2 separate regions of the Homo sapiens genome follow, and region 2 is linked to region 1. Evidence: read pairs that join two places in POLR2A ChIA-PET (ENCODE). Cell type or tissue: PC-9. All regions are shown on one strand.

Region 1 (5,000 bases):
CCCTGAACTTGCGTGGTACCACATAGAGAACTTCTCAAAGCACTGTTTTTGTTTTTGTTTTTTTTTTTTTGAGATAGGGTCTCCATTGCCCAGGCTGGAGTGCAGTAGTGCAATAATGGCTCACTGTAGCCTTGATTTCCCAGGCTCAAGTGATCCTCCTACCTCAGCCTCCCAAGTAGCTGGGACAACAGGTGCGCACCACTATGCCCAGCTAATTTTTAAATTATGGGATGTAGAGATGGGGTCTCCCTATGTTACTCAGGCTTCAAAACACTTTTCATATACTCCACGGTCAGTCTCAGGATGTCAGATGTAGCTGTCTTCAACACCATCCCACTAAAGCTGCCTTAGTTGGCTGGCACAGTGGCTCATGCCTATAACGTAAGCACTTTGGGAGGCTGAGGAGGGAGGATCGCTTGTGCCCAGGAGTTTGAAACCAGCCTGGGCAACATAGTGAGACTCTGTCTCTACAAAAAGTAAAAAAAGTAGCCAGGCATGGTGGCTTCAGCCTGTAATCCCAGCTACTCAGGAGGCTGAGGTGGGAAGATCGCTTGTGCCTGGGAGGTTGAGGCTGCAGTGAGCTGTGATTGCACCACTGCATTCCAGCCTGGGTGACAGAGCCAGACCCTGTCTCTTAAAAACAAACACACATACACACACACATACAAACTGCGTAGTTTTTATGTGGGGAAAACCGAGGTTAAAAAGATTAAGCAACTTTTGACCGGCATGGTGGCTCATGCCTGTAATCCCAGCATTTTGGAAGGCCAAGGTGGGTGGATCACCTGAGGTCAGGAGTTTGAGACCAACCTGGCCAACATGGCAAAACCCTGTCTCTACTAAAAATGCAAAAATTAGCCGGGCATGGTGGTGGGCACCTAAAACCCCAGCTACTCGGGAGGCTGAGGCATGAGAATCGCTTGAACCGGAAGGCAGAGGTTGCAGTGAGCCAAGATCAATTGTGCCATTTCACTCCAGCCTGCGCAAAAGAGCAAAACTCCATCTCAAAAAAACAAAACAAAACAAAACAAAACCAAGATTAAGCAACTTTCTCAAGGTCACACAGCTAGTTAGTGGCTCAGTAAGGCATAGGGTTAAGGTCTCCAGATCTCCGTTCAGCAGTATTTGTTTACACTATGCTCCTAATCCAATTATCTCATTTGATCCTCACAATCCTTTGTATACAACCACACCTGGTAACTTCTTTCTCTTTTTAAAATTTTTTTTAGAAATGGGGTCTCGCTCTGTCACCCAGGCTGGAGTGCAGTGGCACAATCACAGCTCACTGCAGCCTCAAACTCCCAGGCTCAGCCTCAGCCTCTGTAGTAGCTAGGACTACCGGCACGTGCCACCATGCCCAGCTAATTTATTTTTTAGAGACAGGGTCTCACTATGTTGACCAGACTGGTTGAAACTACTTGTTTAATGTCTGATTTCCCTGTGAGGGCAAGATCAGGTCTATATCCTGAGCCTAGCACAGGGCTACACATATAGTAAGTGCTGGGTGAAAAAAACTGGAAGCATTAGCCCCATGGTTGGGTGAGGGATGTGCCTAAGTCACATATTACAAAGGTCAGTGGTGGAGCCATCACTGACACTCTGACCCTGTGCCTGGTTCAGAGCCCTTTCTCAAACACTAGCCTAAAATCCACATTTCCAGCCAGAATCTCTCATCTCCGGATGCCACTGGTGGTGCCCCTTGTAAGTGCTGAGGGGTTTGCCTTCTCACAGGTTTTGTCCCAGCCAAGGCACCACCTCTAAGAACAGAATAAAGGTGCTAGGTGAGGTCAAACAAGCCTCCAGTTGCCAAGTGCCTCCCCTTGATCAGTGTATGCTGTGTCCAAAGGCCCAAACCCACCCTTCCCAGTTGCCATACCACCCTAAGGTAGGTTTTCCATGTCCTCAGGCCCCAGTCCTCTCTTCTGGTTCTCCTTGCATCCTTCCTTATCATCCAATATGTCTGCCAGGCAGAGACCAGGAAGCTCAACACCGCTTATCCTATTCCTTCCCCAACCAGGTCAGCCAACCCACTCTCCTGCTGGAAGGAGACAAAGAACCCCTTGATGTGCCCGGGGCAAGCCAGCCATACCAGGCACCTTGGGGAGCCCAGAGCTGTGACAACGCAGAGTCACAGCAGCCCACTGCCCTCTTCAGAGGAAGGCCACAGCTGGCCTTGCTTCCCTGTAGCCAGAGGGCTCCAGAATGGACTCTGTAAGAGGCCAAAGCCACTTCAGCTAGTCCAGAGCCTTCCTACCTCTCCATCAGCCCACATGGCAGTCATGAACCAAGCACTAATGATTTGCCAGCCTCTTTATCCTCACTGCTCCAGACCTCTTCCAGGTCTCACCACAGCCCTTTTAGGCCATCCTTGATTCTCCCAACAGGTCTCACTGCCTGCAATCCAGCTCCTCTTTATGCCGTCTTCCATGCCAGACCTGGACTAACTTTTATGCAACACAGGAGGCCTCAGCCTGACATTCAAGGCTGGACTCAGACCGCCCAACCCATTTCCTGGACTAACTTTTATGCAACACAAGAGGCCTCAGCCTGACATTCAAGGCTAGACTGAGACTGCCCAACCCATTTCCCTAACCTACCCTTGCTTCGTATCATTCTACTGCCTCCCGTTCTTCTTGTCGTATCATCCTACTGCCTCCCGTTCTTCTTGTCATCTCTGCTCTTGCCACACATGCTCAAACGACTGCTTTTGGGAGGGACTTTGCACATGGGCCCCCTCTCATCCAATGGACTGCCCTGCTTTGCCTCTTCTGAAGCCTGGATCAAATGCTACTACTTTCTAGGCTCCTGCAGGTGGGGCTGGCTGCTTTTTCCTCTGTACTCCCAGAGCAACTGCATGCCTCAATGACAGCCTTCATCACTCAACACTGGAAAGATTTGTCTGTGGTTCTATTTTTCAGCAAGTCTGTGAGTGCCTTGAGGGCAATAAAACACAGACATCTTGTTCAGTTCTATATCTCTTGTCCAAATCACAGGGTCTGACAGAGTAGGTGCTCAATAAATGTGTGGTAAATAAGCTCACTGCTAAGATGGATAAGCTGGCAAAAGTAAGCCTTGGTTTGCTCTCCCAGGCTGCTGGGTCTGCTGAGTATTTCTCTACCTGAAGAGGTGTTGAGTGCTAAGCTATGGCAGCCTCTGAAGACCTGGACAGGGCACAGAATGGAGTAGGGTAGGGTAGGGGGAGGAGAGACGGGAAATGGAAGGATGAGACAGAGAAAGCCAAAGTTGGCAGCTGCCCTGAAATCCTAGGTGGGGGCTTCTAAGCTGGTTAAGTATCAGGAGCATTGACTTGCCAGTGGGGTGGCCAGTACAGTGTTCTCCCTGCTGGAGAGGGTCTCTGGGCCCAGGATTGCGGCAATAGATTTACCAGGGGCAGACTAATCAGTTAAAGGAGGCCTCCTACCCCTCAAGTGTACTGTCTGCAGGATAAAGTGATCAGCTAGGACAACGGATGGATGATGGCAGGGCTCTGCTCTAGTCGGCAATGCATCCTGAGCCTGTAGGCTCAATTACCTCGACTGAGGAAGAGAAAGGGGAAGAGAATGGTCAGTGCTATGTAGCTAGAGGAGCACTGGGTGACAGTCGGAGGACCTGGGATCCCTCTCCGGTCTGGCTCCACAGTTCACTAACAGCAAGAGTTCTCCAACCTTCAGATTCCTCACCGGTACAAGCAACATAATCCCTGCCTCATCTACAAAGTAACACTTCTTCCAAAAGGCACAGACTAGATATCAAAGTCAAATGGCCATTATGCAGCATGTTGGGGTCAAGACCAATGCAATCCGGACTCTGGCCTATGGGAGGACTAAATCAGGCCTGATCTGGCCATGCTTCCAGGACCTCTCCAAGGATTTTCCTCCCTGTGCCTTTCTCCTGCTTGATGGCCATGACCTTTCCCTGTACTGAGACCTGCTCTGCCCTCCATACTGGAAGGGGGAGGTAGCCAGATTCCTGCTAACTCCTGCCCTGGGTGTGGGGACCTCAGGGACCTTAGGGACTTAGGGACAGTAAGCACCTGGCACCCTGCCTGCTGCCACCTTAGCAAGGTGTAGTCACTACTGGATGCAGTGTCAAGAAACAGGTTCTAGTCCCAGTTCTGCCATTTACCAGCTGGCAAACCTTGGGCACTTTTTCCTCGGTCTTCAGTACGCTCATCCACAGAATGGGGATAATCACCCCTCTCAGGGGAAGTAAGGATTCACCATGGGTTAGGGTTCATTCCTGCCGACAGGGGCTGGGCCTCACTGACACTCATCATTATAGCCAAAGATGGGAAGTAGAAAATGAAAAGATAGAACCACGAGCTGCTCCAGTCTTTAAGAGGGAGAAGAACATTCACTGAGCACCTACCCTGTATTATTAGTTCATTTAAACCTCAGAATGATCCTGCAAAGTCAGTGTTATCATAACCATTCTGCAGGTGAGAAACTGAGGCTCAGAGAAGTGAAGCAACATGTCCAAGATCACACAGCCAGCCAGATTCTGGCGCTTGTGTGAGGAGGGAGCACACAGTACCTTCTCTTGCCCACCTCGATATAAACAGATTGGGTGGCTGGGCCACAGCCAGGCCTCACTGCCCCTTGGGAGGTCCTGTTTCAGGCCCAGATGCTGGTAGGACAAAACATCAAGTAGGTGCTACCATCTTATCTCTTTCCCACAGCTTAGAGTTTCCCAGCAGGCGGACACTCAGGCACCTTCCCAGGGTAGCAGCTGGTGTGCCGGCTCCCTCCTTTACCAAGTCAGGTCTTGTCTGAGGACCTAACACTCACAGGGCCACCAAACCGGATATTCCTTCGAGGCTAAGAAGGGAAAAATGAGAGAAAATGGGAGGGCCTGCAGTCTAGAGTCACAGCCCAGGGCCCCATATGTACAAATGCCTCCTTCCAGATGGGCCACCCAGGGACCACCCCAATGCCAGCTCCATGCTCTCCTGGGATCTGTAACAGCTCAAGAAAAGTAGATGCTCTGAGTTTACTAACTAG
Region 2 (5,000 bases), 540 kb before region 1:
CCTCCCTCCTTGGCCTCCCAAAACACTAGGAAAATAGGCGTGAGGCACTATCCCTGGTCTCAGATGTTTATGAATGATTTCAGCATCACATAGAGAATGACTCTGGGGGTTGAAGATTGCAACTTATATTAAATTGTTCCCAATTATTTGAGGGCAACATTCTGGTAAACAATAAAGCAGGGGCCAGGCACAGTGGCTCACGCCTGTAATCCCAGCACTTTGGGAGGCTGAGGCGGGTGGATCACTTGAGGTCAGGAGTTCGAGACCAGCCTGGCCAACATGGTGAAACCCTGTCTCTACTAAAAATACAAAAATTAGCTGGGCGTGGTGGTGTCTGCCTGTAGTCCCAGCTACTCAGGAGGCTGAGACAGGAGAATCGCTTAAATCTGGGAGGCAGAGGTTGCAGTGAGCCGAGATCGTGCCACTGCACTCCAGCCTGGGTGACAGAGCGAGACACCATCTGAAAACAAACAAACAAACAAACAAAAATGCATAAAGAATTAAAGTTAGTTTTATTAAGAAGTCTTTTTTTTTTTTGAGGCAGGGTCTTACTCTATTACCCAGGCCAAAGTATAATGGCACAATCATGGCTCATTGCAGCCTCCAACTCCTGGGCTCAAAGGATCTCCTTGCCTCAGCCTCTCCAGTAGCTGGGACTATAGTTGCCTGCCACCACACCCAGCTAATTTAAAAATTTTTCTTTTATAGAGATGGAGTCTCACTATGTTGACCAGGCTGGTTTTGAACTCCTGGCTTCAAGTGATCCTCCTGCCTCAGCCTCCCAAAGTGCTGAGATTACAAGAGTGAGTCATTGTGCCCAGTCTTGCTCTGTTACCCAGGCTAGAGTGCGGTGGCGTGATCTCGGCTCACTGCAACCTCCACTTCCCGGGTTCCAGCAGTTCTGCCTCAGCCTCCCGAGTAGCTGGGATTACAGGCACCCACCACCATGCCTGACTAATTTTTTTATTTTGTAGTAGAGATCGGGTTTCACCATGTTGGCCAGGCTGTTCTCGAACTCCTGATCTCAGGTGATCTGCCCACCTTGGCCTCCCAAAGTGCTGGGATTACAGGCATAAGCCACCGTGCCCATCCAGCCTATTTTTTGTTTGTTTTTAAGAGATGGGGGTCTTGCTATGTTGCCAAGGCTGGTCTTGAACTCCTGGCCTCAAGTGATGCTTCTACCTTGGCCTCCCAAAGTGCTAGGATTACAAGCATGAGTCACTGTATCCCACCGTTATTTTTCTTTGCCATTGTATTTTCTAGATTTCTAACTTTTCTGCATCAACCGTGTATTATTTTTATAAGGTGGGGTACATAAATTAAAAGGGGGTTTCCCAGATAGAGAGTGAATACAGAGAGCTAAGAAACGTGAGCCACCAGCTCTGGCTCCAGGCCTGGAACCCCTCTGCTTTGTGGCCCAGGACTCCCTCCTCAGATGCCAATGAGGACTTGTCCCTCGGTGGCACTGCCAAATGAGAGCTGCCTCCCCACCCCCCCGCCCCAGAGCTCCCTGGATGGGACTGCCATGCAGGTGGGAAGAGGTAGGATTAACACCCTCCTCCAATTGGCACCAAGAAGCTGTTTATAACTAGAAAACAGTTCTCCTCCCTCCCAAGCTTAGCCTGAGGCATTTCCTGGAGGCAAAAGCTGGGACAGTCTTTAAAGTCAGAAAGCCTCAAGGGCTTCCCACTTGCTCCCCAGCACAGGTGTTAGGAAAAGTTAAATACTTGGGTACCTTGGAAAGTGAGTTCCAGAAAGTCTCTGATCCCACATAACTCTGAGCAAGCAGGACCACTCTCCTAAGAGTACTGGAGTTAATGTCATTTCCCTAGCTTCTCTCTTGTGCTCAAAAATATCTCTTAAGCTGGGCGCAGTGGCTCATGCCTGTAATCCCAACACTTTGGGAGGCCAAGGCGGGAGGATCGCTTGAGCCTAGGAGTTTGAGACTAGCCTGGGCAACATGAGACCCTGTCTCTACAAAAAGTAAAAAAAAAAAGAATTTCAGCTCAGGTTAGGGCTATGAAGAAAATCAAACTGATAATTTATGGAGAGTGACTCTGGTTTGAAGAGTAACGTTACATGCGCTTTGTTTCTTTTATCTTTTTTTTTTTTTTTTTTTTTTTTTGAGACAGGGTCTCACTCAGTCTCCTAGGCTGGAGTGCAGTGGCACCGTCTCGGCTCACTGCAACTTCTGCCTCCCGGGTTCAAATGATTCTTGTGCCTCAGCCTCCCAAGTAGCTGGGATTACAGGTGTGTGCTACCATGCCCAGATTATTTTTTGTATTTTAATAGAGATGGGGTTTCACCACGTTGCCCAGGCAATCCACCCACCTTAGCCTCCCGAAGTGCTGAGATTACCTGCATGAGCCACCGTGGCCAGCCAAGAGCATTGATTTTAGAATGGACAGTCCTGGGTTAGACTTCAAGCCCCACCACTCACCGGCTGTGCGAACTCAGACAAGTTACTTACCCTCTCTCAGCCAGTTCCTTTATCTGTAAAATAAATAACCCCCATGATACTGCACAATGGCAGCCATAATTCTTGTTGTTTCTGAGGGTGTTGTTATCTAGGAGGGGTGTCAAGGGAAGTAAACTCTGTATAGTAAATCTCCACCCAGCTGACTGCTTAAATAACCCAGCCAGAGGGTACCCTAGAAGCTTCTGGCACCCCAGGGCTGCCTGCCAGGGCTTAAAACATTTTACCTCTGTGTTGTCATGGTGGCCCAAAGAAGGAAGGCCCAGCTCTCAGAACATTCTAGGTTTGTACACCAAGCACACGTTGAGCTTGTCCCAGGTAGACACAAGGATGCTTCCTAACCACAGGCTGGGTTCCCTGGGGAGTGGACTCCACTGGGGGCTAGTGTAGACCAAGGAAAAGAAACAGGACCAGCAGAAGAAGTCAGACTGGCTGGGCGTGGTGGCTCATCCCTGTAATCCCAACACTTTGGGAGGCCGAGGCAGATGGATCATCTGAGGTCAGGAGTTTGAGACCAGCCTGGCCAAATGGTGAAACCCCGTCTCTACTAAAAATACGAAAAATTAGCTGGGCATGGTGGTGGGGGGGGGGGCACCTGTAATCCCAGCTACTTGGGAAACTGAGACAGGAGAATTGCTTGAACCTGGGAGGCAGAGGCTGCAGTGAGCTGACATCACACCACTGCCCTCTTGCCTGGGCGACAGAGTGAGACTCCATTTCAAAAAAAAAAAAGAAGTCAGACCAAGATGTAGATGTGTTCTTTGTGTTTTTGTTTTTGTTGTTGTTTTTGAGACGGAGTCTTGCTCTGTCACCCAGGCTGGAGTGCAATGGCATGATCTTGGCTCACTGTAACCTCTGCCTCCTGGATTCAGGTGATTTTCCCACCTTAGTCTCCCGAGTAGCTGGGACTACAGGCTCCCACCACCACGTCTGGCTAGTTTTGGTATTTTTAGTAGAGACAGGGTTTCACTATGTTGGCCAGGCTGGTCTCAAACTCCTGATCTTGTGATCCACCCGCCTCGGCCTCCCAAAGTGCTGGGATTACAGGTGTGAGCCACTGCATCTGGCCATAGATGCAGTTTCAACAAAGGCTTCCGCTGACCCTGGTTAGTTCTGAAGCATGGCCGTTCAGAGCTGTCCTGATCTGGGTGACCAGGGCCATTTATAGCCTCTTTTTCTTTTTGAGTTTTTTTTTTTTTCTTTTGGTAGAGACGGGGTTTCACCATGTTACCCAGGCTGGTCTTGAATTCCTGGACTCAAGTGATCTGCCTGCCTTGTTCTCCCAAAGTGCTGGGATTACAGGCGTGAGCCACCGCACCCAGACTGTAGTCTCTTTTGATCACTCGCTGGAGGCTGCTGCCTAGGAAGTGGGCAGACAGGGCAGGGCAGTTCTCTTCAGCCTGGCCAATCCCTGAAGAGGCCAACAGCACGTCCAGCATCTGAGGTGGTAAATCTTTCGTACTGAAGGGACTATGGGTACCCACCACACTCCCCTCCCTACCTCTGCATCTTTCTCCGGCCCATTTTATACCTGCATCTGCTTCTTGAAGCTCTGTAACAACAGATTGGCAAAATAAAAATCACTAGATGTCCTTTTACTTATTAAATTCACAAAGTTTTTTTTTTTTAATCATTATAATATCCGGCATGAGCCAAGATATGGGAAATGATCGTTTCAAACACTGCTGGCGGGAAGACCCATTCAACAACATCAGTCAAAAAACTTGACCCAGCAATTCTATTTCTAAGAATTTATCCTGAGAAGATAATCATGATTGTGGGCAAATATTTAGCCAGGAGACTCTTCATTGTAGCTTAACGGCAAATAATTAGAAAGAACCTCAATGTACAAAAACAGGGAATTGCCCGACTAAAGCATGGTATAATAGAAGACAAGTAAGCCATTCGACATGATGCAGATGAGAAACAGAAAGATGTTCACAATATCTCATTACCTGAATAAATGGTGATAATAGCATGTGTAGTACGATCCCATATTTGTAGAAAACCATTATGTGTATTCTTTTTTTCTAAAAAAAAAATGCTGTAAGGATAAGAACTAAAATCTTAACAGTGATTATTTCCGCATGGCAGGATTATCAGTAGTTTTCCTTTGCTTATTTGTGTGAACCACACCGAGCATGTTACTGCTTTTGTACTAAGGGGGGAAGCAATGTAAGTTATTAAAAAGAAATAGATTCCATCCCCATGACTCAGTCAGCCCTTCCAAACACAAGGAACAAGGACCGTCCTACAAATGAGTTTGAAGTCCTCTGGGGAAAGGACAGAAATCAATGAATTTACAATGCCTGAGCAATGTGCAAAGTTGGAGAGAATACAAATTCCTTGCACAAGACGGAGGTTGTGGCAGCTGCTTGAGTGACAGCAAAGGACGAACACTCTGTACTGTGTGGGGCAGGCAACCAGCACACACAGAAGATCACACACACAAAAATAGTGCCTTCTCTGGGCACTCACTCGGGGGCAGGCCTGGGCCAGGTGCCGCACATGCACCCTGTGTCAC

What was found. Peaks named below come from ENCODE experiments on the same cell type or tissue, not always from the same donor. Only the 100,000 strongest peaks of a DNase experiment are listed, where the experiment ranks them.
Region 2: POLR2A ChIA-PET joins it to region 1 with 16 read pairs; 3 of 35 experiments call an interaction of 5 or more read pairs at or near these places.

Annotation. Positions count from the first base shown.
Region 1 is chr22:30,316,405-30,321,404 of GRCh38, forward strand. The region is part of intron 1 of TBC1D10A (TBC1 domain family member 10A); the gene reads right to left. Among named protein-coding and RNA genes, the nearest start is that of TBC1D10A, 8.0 kb to the right of the region's middle. In PC-9, no CTCF peak of the experiment used is centred here; no DNase peak of the experiment used is centred here.
Region 2 is chr22:29,774,342-29,779,341 of GRCh38, forward strand. No RefSeq gene overlaps it. Among named protein-coding and RNA genes, the nearest start is that of UQCR10, 9.5 kb to the left of the region's middle. In PC-9, no CTCF peak of the experiment used is centred here; a DNase peak (open chromatin) is centred at 4,740; H3K27ac peaks cover 2,399 bases.